2 separate regions of the Homo sapiens genome follow, and region 1 is linked to region 2. A link is a loop called in an ENCODE intact Hi-C map of the cell type or tissue named here. Cell type or tissue: ovary. All regions are shown on one strand. Each heading gives the region's core, and the rest is flanking DNA. Links, peaks and the distances in the headings are about the cores only.

Region 1 (5,214 bases), core at 215-5,214, 55 kb before region 2:
CAGCTCCATGGAGTGAGCGCCTCCTTCACGGAGCAGCCCTGGCCGCCCTGCAACTGAGGCCGCGGCACCGAGGGTCCCGCCAATGCAGCAAGGGGCGAGAGACACCACACCTAAGACTCAGGAGCAAGGTCCTGTCCCCGCTCCCAACCCCGGGGCTCCTGGAATCACCGAGGCAGAACTGAAAAGTGAGTGCGGGCCCCTTTCCCACATGTTCCACTGCAAAGGTCAACACACGCCAGGCGCATTTCAGTGAGGCTTCAAGTCTTCCCTGCAAATCTCATCAGCCTTTTCTGATGGCATTCAATGCACAGCGGTCACTTTCAGCTACAACCCCTTCCTACTGCAGTCGAATTAATTCCAAAAGGGAAAAAACAGGTTAAAGAATGGGACTTTAACGATGAATTTATTGCAAAAAATAAGCCCATAGCCAGAAGAATCCTGACTGGCATCCTGCTGAGACACACAGCCTCTCCTCAGCCCTCTCCAGCACGGGGAGAGGGCACTGTCACCAGCTCCGCAAACACGCAGGAGACGGGGACCTCCAGAACTAACGTCCTTGGTCTCCAGACGTACCTTCAAACCTCATCTTTAAATATTTTGAATCCCTGCGTGCTACAAGCTGATTTGAAACACAGATTGGGCCGGTCCCAGCACGGTGGCTGGTAGAGAGGGCATCTGATCTTGTCTGTGGAATGATGGAAGTCACTGGACTGTCCAGGAACTACATGCCCACCTTCATCAGATGGAAACCACACACTTGTTTATTCTGCAGGGGGCCGTGTGCTCAACAGTGAGCTGCTAATGTCAGGCTTGTCCATCTTTTTCATACACAGGCTCTACAGTACTGTCAGTTCCCAATTCTGTGGGTCCCTGTATAATCCAACTCTTTAAACAGAAATCAGGCTGTGTGCGGTGGCTCATGCCTGTAATCCCAGCACTTTGGGAGGCCGAGGCGGGAGGATCCCTTGAGACCAGAAGTTTGAGTAGCCTGGGCAACATAGTGAGACCTCATCTCAATAAATAAATTAAATAAATAAATAATGTAGGTGGTGCGCACCTGTAATCCCAGCTACTTGGGAGCCTGAAGCACGAGAATCACTTGAACCCATGAGGCAGAGGTTGCAGTGAGCCAAAATCATGCCACTGTACTCCAGCCTGCGTGACAGAACGAGACTGTCTCGAAAAAATAAATAAATAAACAGAAACCAGAATCGGGTGCTCTTATAAGGATGTGTAGCCCAGAAACTCAATCTTAACACATTCTAAATGACCTGGAATTTCTTGGAGCAAAAATTCCAGTTTAAATATCAGGAAAATTGTCTAGACTAAGAGAATGGAAACGGACTTTGTGCAACCAACATCAGGTACAGAAAAGAGACCCCAACAATCATCATGAACCCAAACAGGCCTTTCTCCTCACTAAGAGAAGAGAACACACACAACCCATGCCTTGTTACTCTTTGAGAAGATGTGCCCTGCCTGTGATCTAGCAGCTAGAGACGGAACATACAACCTGTTCTCAATATTCAAATAATTTTTTAAAGGACATGGTATCACACTGAGCAAGTGAATAATGCAATTCTGTTGTAGAAGAATGAACGGCTGAAAAGACCTGAGCAACTCATGTCCAAAACTTGCAGTTTCCACAGCAGCACTTCCTCCCAGCACACTGCCCTTTGAACCTGCTTTCTAAACAACTGTGCTGGGCAGCCCGGTGACCACATGTCATCGCACGGCAGGTGTGGAGCAGCATAGAGCACCCTGACCCTCGCACCTGCTTGGGGGACTGTTTCTGCACCCAGTGCTTCTCTGCAGCCACAACCTGCCCCACACAGAACTGCAGCACTACGTGGCATCCTGTCCAAGTCCATTTCCACAGAAGGGGAAAGTGCCACGCCAGTGCCCACTCTCTTCCAAACACATCCTCTCAGAAGGGACTGGCCACGCTTGCCCCCTCATTTCTGCAGCGCTTCCCAGTTCATCACCTGCTTGCCAGACTCCATCTCCCACCGGTGTCAATCAGCTGCCCTGGAGCATCTAAACCCTGGGTCAGGCGGCTCAGGGGATGAGCGCATAGATTGAAAAAGGAACACTCCCTGTTTCTCCCCAAAACTGTGCTGAAGGCAGTCTAGAGGGCCAAGACCTGTTGAGAAGAGCTGCCCAAGGCCTCTTTTCAGGCCCCACATCTCTGCAGGCTGCTGCTGGATCCTTCTCATAAGAACACATCTCAGAAGAGCAGAACAAACCACTTCCCTCTTGTAGGGACCAGCCCCACAGGGTCGGTGGGTCTCTCCCTGTGTGTGGCGATGAGAGAGTGTAGAAATAAAGACACAAGACAACGAGATAAGAGAAAAGGCAGCTGGGCCCGGGGGACCACTACCACCAATGTGCGGAGACCGGTAGTGGCCCTGAATGTCTGACTGCGCTGTTATTGGATACAAGGCAGAAGGGGCAGGGTAAAGAATGTGAGTCACCTCCAATGATAGGTAAGGTCACATGGGTCATGTGTCCACTGGACAGGGGGCCCTTCCCTGCCTGGCAGCCGAGGCAGAGAGGGAGAGGAGACAGAGAGAAAGACAGCTTATGCCATTATTTCTGCATATCAGGGACTATTAGTATTTTCACTAATTTACTACTGCTATCTAGAAGGCAGAGCCAGGTGTACAGGATGGAAAATGAAGGCAGACTAGGAGCGTGACCACTGAAGCACAGCATCACAGGGAGACAGTTAGGCCTCCGGATAACTACGGGCAAGCCTGACTGATGTCAGGCCCTCCACAAGAGGTGGAGGAACAGAGTCTTCTCTAAACTCCCCCGGGGAAAGGGAGACCGCCCCCCTTTCCCAGTCTGCTAAGTAGCGGGTGTTGACACCTTTTGCAAAAGGTGTTCCTTGACACCTTTTGCTACGGCTGGGCCACGATCCGCCTGGTAACGGGTGTCTTCCCAGACGCTGGCGTCACCGCTAGACCAAGGAGCCCTCTGGTGGCCCTGTCCGGGCATAACAGAAGGCTCGCACTCTTGTCTTCTGGTCACACTTCACTATGTCCCCTCAGCTCCTATCTCTGTATGGCCTGGTTTTTCCTAGGCTATGATTATAGAGCGAGGATTATCATAATATTGGAATAAAAAGTAATTGCTACAAACTCATGATTAATGATATTCGTATATAATCATATCTAAGATCTATATCTGGTATAACTATTCTTGTTTTATATTTTATTATACTGGAACAGCTCGTGTCCTCTGTCTCTTGCCTCGGTGCCTGGGTGGCTTGCCGCCCACATCTCCCCCCTTTTTATTAACTAGAATCGCCATCGCCATCATTGCTTGTTGTTGACTTCGGACTTGGTTTCGGACTCCTTAGAGGCATCTGCAGACTAAAAGGAGACAACATAAGCATACCAATATTAATAATGCCAGTAACAACAATGATCCTCTGACGGGTTTGAGCCATTTGAAGGGATTAAAATCAGGTAATTGTTTAGTTATGCCTTCAAAAATGTGTGAGCCAGGAACTGTGGATAAATGGGCTTGTGAAGCCTCAAAGATTTGCTCTTTAAGTTGTGAAATATCCAAGGTTAAGTTATCATCCCAGGCTTTTAAATGTCTTGAGACATTTTCCCAGCTATGTTGATCTTGATTATAAGCATAAGGCGTTATGCAATAATCAGAAGTATTCCAATCACACTGTAATTGCATACGGTGTTGCAAGTTCATAACTCTATCTCCCAGCCAGGTTACACTTTGGCGGAGATCATTAATCTGATTAGCTAATTTTTGATCAATTTGCGCCTGAGAATTCCAAAGTCTGGAGGAATTTTTCTGGCATGCTTCAACATAGTGAGCAGTTTGAACAGAACTGCGGATGGCAACTCCAGCAGTTGCTGCTGTTGCAGTAACCGCAAGTAGTCCTGCAAGGACTGCAATAAGAGTAAAAATAAATCTCTTTGTTCTTTTGAGGATGTCTTTAAGAACTTCATTGACTATGTGAATAGAGGGGGAAGACTCCCATGGACGATGTAGAGAAACTGGTATCCATACCCCCTCCCTAGCCCTTACCAAGAGAATACTTGTAGTGGGATTAAAAGTTGCATCAATGCAAGTGAACAGCTTACAGTTATGACATTCTATAGTTTGTGCATCAGGCATCATAATTATATTTCCAACCAACAGCATGTAAGGGGGTTTGACACAGCTCCTAATGGGTATCACCCATTCAGAAATAAGGGTGATGTTGAATGTGGGTGTTTTGGTTTTAGTACGAAGGAGCTGATAGGTAGTGTTCCATATCTTTATTCCCGACAAAGCTGCAGCTAATTTCCATAGTTCAGGATGTTCTGGGGTAAAAAAGGGATGAATAATTTTTGGTCTAGGAGGAGCAATACCTGTGTCCATCCATTTAAATGGGTAAGGAGACACCCGTTGTCTCATCGTGTAAGACTGCCACCCATGCTCTATATAATCTAAGGAATAAATAAACTCCGAGCATAAGGTATTTTTGCTGGAGCAATCTTGCCAATAATGTCCTTTTGGAGCCCAATCAATAACAATACCCATGGCTAGAGTTTGGAGTACAACAGCCTTGGGAGCATTACAATTATCCCATAAAATTGAAGTCACTATAAAAGGCCCATTTGTAGGTTTCTTTGGACAGTCCGGCAGTCCTTTTGTTTTATTAGTTTTGGTAGTGAGAGGAACTCTCCATGCCTCATGTGGGGTACGTTTGACAGTGAGAAGTTGAAAAGAGTTAGTACTGAACACATTATATACTTGATAAGAATCATTTGTAAAGGACGGTACAGTCCACATCCAATTCTGTTAAGAATAAGCTAAACAACCAGGCGACTTCCCAATACATAATGGTGGATATTTATAGCCAATTGACAGATTAAAGTGCATACCTTCTTCTTCCGGTTGAGCTGGAAACCGATCATCATTAGGGATCGGCATGAATGCACTATTATTAGTGTAAACTTCTACTGGAGAGTCCCTCCAGGAGACAGACCGAATTAGAAGGGGAAAAGGAACATATGCCCAATAAGTATAATTTTGAGTTGCCCCGACCGGTGGTATACTTACCGCTGCACTGACTACCATAAAGGCAGCCAGAATTATATTACCAGTCATTTTTGGGATTCCTTTTTCTGTTAAGAATTTTTCTGTTTGATGAGATAAAATCTGTATTCGACCCCAAGTAGGTGGGGTTGAACGAGA
Region 2 (5,480 bases), core at 284-5,283:
CCCCAGACCCACTGACTCTGATCCTTCTGGGGTGGGGTCCAGGAATCTGCTTTTTCTTTTTTTTTTTTATTGAGACGGAGTCTTGCTCTGTGGCCCAGGCTGGAGTGCACTGGCGCGATCTCGGCTCACTGCAAGCTCCGCCTCCCAGGTTCGCGCCATTCTCCTGCCTCAGCCTCCCAAGTAGCTGGGACTACAGGCGCCCACCACCACGCCTGGCTAATTTTTTGTATTTTTAGTAGAGATGGGGTTTCACTGTGTTAGCCAGGATGGTCTCCATCTCCTGACCTTGTGATCCACCCTCCTTGGCCTCCCAAAGTGCTGGGATTACAGGCGTGAGCCACCACACCCGGCCCTGGAATCTGCCTTTTCAAAACAAGCTGCTCAGCTGGTTGAATGCATAGCCCATGGAGCGGGGCATGATCCCACCCTGCCCTGGGCCTGGCGGTGGGGACTGAGTCCCCATGGACACCACATTGCTCCCACCTTGCAGGCATCCTTCTTGCCCTCCTCGAAGCCGGCGCACAGCATGTCATTCTTGATGGTTTTGGGTTGGTAGCCAAACTCGGTGTCTTTGCTGTAGAGCAGGTTGCACTTGGGTGTGTCGATGATGGGCACAGCGAGTTTCTGCAGGATCCGCGGTTCGGGCAGGAGGTCTGGAGAGGGGCGGAACAGCCCAGGGCTCAACGGACTTCCTCATCAAGAACCCACGGCCCCGGGAACCACCACTCCATCCTGCCTGTCGTTTCCTCATGTTTAGACCATCTCTGGCTTAGGGCACTGTGGGGCAGACATCCTCCCTCCTTCCAGGCAGCAGGCTGGGCCCTTTCTGTCCCCCTCTCCCTTCACCCCCTCTTCCTTCTGGGTCTGCTGCTGCTCCCCTCGGCCCCACCTGTGTGAACAGAGACCGTGTGTATGTATTAATATAGCAACAGGAAGATTGTGGGTTCAGAGTGGTCCCCAAGCCGTCCTGGGCCTTCTTGAGGCATATCCCCCATTCTTTCCCAGCCCTGTCCCCTTACCTTCCTCACTGGGGCTGCCCCAGCCAGTGACCCAGCAGTTCATGCCCGTCTCAAAGATCACCGAGGGGTCAGGCAGGCACACGGGGAGGATGTAATTGGTGAAGGGCACTGGTGCCTCCAGCTCCACCAGGGCCACGTCAGCGCTGGAGGCCGTGCCCTGGTACAGGGGGTTGCTCTCCACCTGCCTCACCCGGGCATACATAGCGTGTGGTCCCGGCTGCACTAGCTGCCTTGCCCCCAGCAGGACCTGGTACAGGGACGTCTCAGAGGTGCTGGCGGGAGAAACAGAGAGGCGGCGTGAGGCGGCCCCTCGTGTGGGGACAGGCCCGGGAGGGGCTGGGGCTCCTCTGGCCACCACCGTGCCCCACACCTCTCTCTGCACAATGTCTTCGAGAGTCATCTCTAGGACAGCCAGGTGCAGCGGTGATGCGTGTTGACATTGAAGCCAGACCGCCCGACTCAGATTTCCACCTCCACCCCTGGCCGCTGTGTGGCCTTGGGCAAGTCACTTAACAAGTTCTCTGTGATGCAGCTTTCTCACCTGTGCTGTGGGGACAGTCACAGTGCCTACCTGAAAGGCTGGCTCGGAGAGAACCACCCTCCAGGTGCAGCAGGGCCAGCCCCACCTGCGGGCCTCTGGCAGGTGACCTGCCCTCTCTCAGCCCGAGTTTCCGATTTTTTTTTTCCCCTAGAGACAGAGTTCTCATTCTGTCACCCAGGCTGGAGTGCAGCAGTGCAACTGTAGCTCACTGCAGCCTCCAACTCCTGGGCTCAAGCCATCCTCTCGCCTCAGCTTCCTGAGTACTTGGGACCACAGGCACCACTGCACCTGGGGTTTTTTTGTTTGTTTGTTTTTTGTTTTTTAATTTTTTTTTATTTTTAGTAGAGACAGGGTCTTGCTGTGTTGCCCGGGCTGGTCTTGAACTCCTGGGCTCAACTGATCTGCCCGCCTTGGCCTCCCAAAGTGCTGGGATTACGGGTGTGAGCCACCGTGCCTGGCCGTGAGTATCTGAATTTAAGATGTGGGGTTTTTTTTGTCATGATATTCTTTTAAAGATCAAGAAGAAAAAAAAGAAAAAGATGTGGGGTTTAAAATAATTAGAGCTGCGGTGTTGAGGTGTGAGGTGAGGGGGCCTGGGACACCCGGAAGGTGTGGGACCAGGTGGTTCATACATGGCAGAGGGCTGGGTGGCCTGGCCTCTGCTCAGGGCTTTCTGGGGTGGTTCAGGTGGGTGAGGGGAGGAAGGGCCGTTCTGTCTGGTCCTTGGGCTTTGTGAGCAGAGTTCCTCCCGGGAAGAGTGTCCTGGAGCTGAGGTGTGTGCGGGATGGGGAAAGGCCAGGAGGGGCCGGTGGGCAGAGCCTGCCGGGCCGCTTCTGCAGGGACCCACAGGGAGTGGGTGAGTGGGTGGAGGGGATGGAGGGGGTCGGGGGGCGGTGCGAGGCACCTCCCGCGGGCGGGAGCAGCGGTTGCAACTGGAAGTTAGCCCTGGAGTTGGACCTAAGGGAAGCATCTGGGTGGGAGGGGCTGGACCAGGAGCCCCCAGGGAGGTCACCCGCAGGATTTGGCGCGGCGGGCGCTGTCCACGGTGCTGAACCGGTCGCGCGCGGGGCGCTGTCAGCGCTATGGGCGGGGGCAGGGGCGGGCGGACTCACTTGCGGAAGCAGTGCGCAGCCGTCAGGACCCACTGCTCCGCGATGAGGCTGCCCCCGCAGAAGTGGCTTCCGTTGCGCTGGATGCTGACTTGCCAGGGCCACTCGCCCTCCTGCGTGTCCTGCCCGCCCACCATTCGGTTCAGCATCCTGGGGCGACCACAGGCTGGGGGAGCATGGGGAGCGGGTGGGGGCGCTCACTGGGGCTGGTTCCATGGCCGAGGCCCAGCTCTCAGCCTCACACTCCAGTCCTCGGCCCTCCTGCCCCTGACCTGCCCGAAGACCTTGGGGAAGTCGGAGGCCTGGGCTTCGGGGCAGTCTGGGATACAGGCAGACCCTCCCCAGCTGCCCCCCAAAGTCTCACTCTCCTCGCCGAGAAAGGCAACCTAACACCTGCCTCTTGGGGGCCACGGAGGCACTGAGATAACCCAGGGAAGGGTCTTGTCCCAGGGCCTGACCCAAACAGGTGCCTGGAAGGATAGAACAGGTGTCAAGCCCTCTGCAAGGGAGCCACCCAGAGGGGGCCAGTCACGGTTCAGGGTGATCCTCAGACCCTGCCGCCCTCATCCTGCACCGCGCCTCAAGGCTCTGTGCTGCCCGTCCTGCTCTTGTGTGGACCTTCCTCCTCCTCTCCTTTCTGGGCTCCAGTTCCACACAGCCCCCACTTTCCCCTCCTCTGGAATTCCCCAGTGTCCTGTGCGTTCCAAATTCCCTCTGGCCATGAGTGTCCCTGGCTCAGTCCAGCCGGCTCCTGTCCCTCCCACCCCAGGGCCCTGGGTGCTTACCTGTTGCTGCCTTGGCCCTCTGAGACCCTGGAAGTGAGGAGAGGGTGATCAGCCAGGCCAGCTGCAGCCTGGCCTGCCCTCCCCAACCCTGCAGCCCCTCTCCACTGACCCTCCCCAGCTCCTGAGGACTCCAGAGGGACAGTCCACAGAGGGACCTCACCGGAGAGCCCAAGGGCCTGCAGTTTCCCCCCCAGGGCTGGCTCTGCCGTATGCTCAGGCCCAGGCCCATGGGCCACAGCTTATCTGCAAGGGTGGATGCTCCTTGCCACATGGGGAGCCGGTCAGGAGATGCCAGTGAAGGGATCCCCAGGCTAGATGTCCCCTTCTCATCCTGGAAAGGGTCCTCTCCCTCCACACTCCACACCCATCCTTGTCTGGAAGTTTCTGGGGAGGGTCCAGCCTCCAGCCCTGGCACTGTAAGGTTGGCCTTTCCTCCCGGAACAGCTCAGAGCGGAAGAGGCCCGGGAGCTGTCTCTACATTTGAGCTGCCCAGGGCTCTCTCACAGTCTGCTCCGGAATGAGCTCCTTCCCCAAGTCTCACTTTGGTCCCGAGGCTGAGGCCCGAGCCCCACAGGCTTCTCCCTGGCCTCAGGGGAGTAGAGAAGGTACAGTGGTCTGCATTGGCCACCAGGGATCAGCCTTCTCAAGATTCCAGAGTCCCAAGAGCTGACCCCTCTCCCAGGCATGCAGCAGGCTTGGCAGACGAGGCCCAGGACCCCCTGCTGGGCTGTGCAAGGGGGCTTTGGAGCGGATAAAGTGAGGGGCCCGGAAGAGAAGCAAGATATGGGGTCGTTCGGGGGAACCAAGGATGGGAACATATTTTCTGCTGTCCATTGCCTCCCACACCCCAGGACACAAAGGGCCTCTTGCTGGGCCTTTAACCAAACACTGGAGCCTCTACCCCAGCTTGGAGACCCCAGCCAGGACCATAGTGTACAGCCCCAGGGTAGCAAAGCCTGGAACTTCCTGGCCTTGAGAGAGTCCTCTCACCACCCCTGCACTCCACGCGTCTGATTCTGTGGGGGCAAGATTCGCCCGTAGCTGGGGAGGGGTTAGAACAGCCACCTCCCCACACCTAGGCCCTCAGCTTCCCCTTAACCCCCAGTGCCTTCCGGTGCCCGGGCCAGCTGCTATGGACCATGTCTTCACTCTGCCCGGAAAAGATAACCAGTCCCCTGGAGTTGAGGGGCTGTGGGGACAGGAAGTGGCCATGGAGGGCCCAAGCACCCCCAGGGTTTTTACGGCATCCTCTTCCTTTCTGTCTGCCTCACAGTCTGGGGGGCACCCTCCCCAACACCACTGGTGGGCAGAGACACCCCGGGGGTTGCTGGACGATAAGGCAGCGGGCGGCGAGGGGGCAGCTGTGGATGGGCAGGAGGAGGAGGTGGAGAAGGTGCAGGGCAGGCAAAGGGGTGCCCTGCAGAAGCGGGGTCAGGGGCAACGGGAAATGGAGAGTCTGCCCTGGATGCTCTGCTCATTAATTTGTGCTAATTAAGTGCCCTTTAAAATGCAAACACTACCGGGAGGGTTATTCCCTGGCCCCCCGACCCCTTGCTCCTTCCAAGCCTGAGGATCCTGCTTGCAGAAGGGCGCGCACTGTCAGGCCTTCTCGCTCTCTGGGAGTCTGCAGGAGCTGTGTCTCCATGCTCCCTGCCTGAGCACTGCCCCTTCAGCGATGCCTCCTCCCCATGCAGATCCTTCCTTCCTAAAGTAGCCCTGTACTTCTCATTTAGGCAGAGTCTTCTGGTCTCTGAGTGCTTGCTCCCCTCACCCCACAATCTGGATGCCCTTCCCCCAGTCTCCATAAGTCCTAGTCTTTTTTTTTTTTTTTTTTTTAAGATGGAGTCTCACTCTGTTGCCCAGCCTGGAGTGCAGTGGCGCGATCTCAGCTCACTGCAAGCTCCGCCTCCTGGGTTCACGCCATTCTCCTGCCTCAGCCTCCCGAGTAGCTGGGACTACAGGGGCCCGCCACCAAGCCCGGCTAATTTTTTTGTATTTTTAGTAGAGAGGGGTTTCACCATGTTTG

Evidence for each region. A loop is a pair of places that touch in the nucleus more often than their neighbours do. Peaks named below come from ENCODE experiments on the same cell type or tissue, not always from the same donor. Only the 100,000 strongest peaks of a DNase experiment are listed, where the experiment ranks them.
Region 1: it touches region 2 in a loop (4-fold over the local background); 2 of 110 quality-filtered maps call a loop at or near these places.

The regions. Positions count from the first base shown.
Region 1 is chr16:2,658,005-2,663,218 of GRCh38, forward strand. ERVK13-1 (endogenous retrovirus group K13 member 1) reads right to left here. Exons shown (of 3, transcript NR_040023.1): 3 at 385-5,214. Among named protein-coding and RNA genes, the nearest start is that of ERVK13-1, 13 kb to the right of the region's middle. In ovary, for the core only: a CTCF peak has its summit at 2,915; no DNase peak of the experiment used is centred there; H3K27ac peaks cover 230 bases.
Region 2 is chr16:2,713,046-2,718,525 of GRCh38, forward strand. It overlaps PRSS27 (serine protease 27), which reads right to left. Exons shown (of 6, transcript NM_031948.5): 2 at 3,455-3,481; 3 at 2,673-2,835; 4 at 1,020-1,291; 5 at 484-653. Among named protein-coding and RNA genes, the nearest start is that of PRSS27, 4.4 kb to the right of the region's middle. RefSeq lists silencers at 2,516-2,605, 2,716-2,765, 2,846-2,895. In ovary, for the core only: no CTCF peak of the experiment used is centred there; a DNase peak (open chromatin) is centred at 2,645.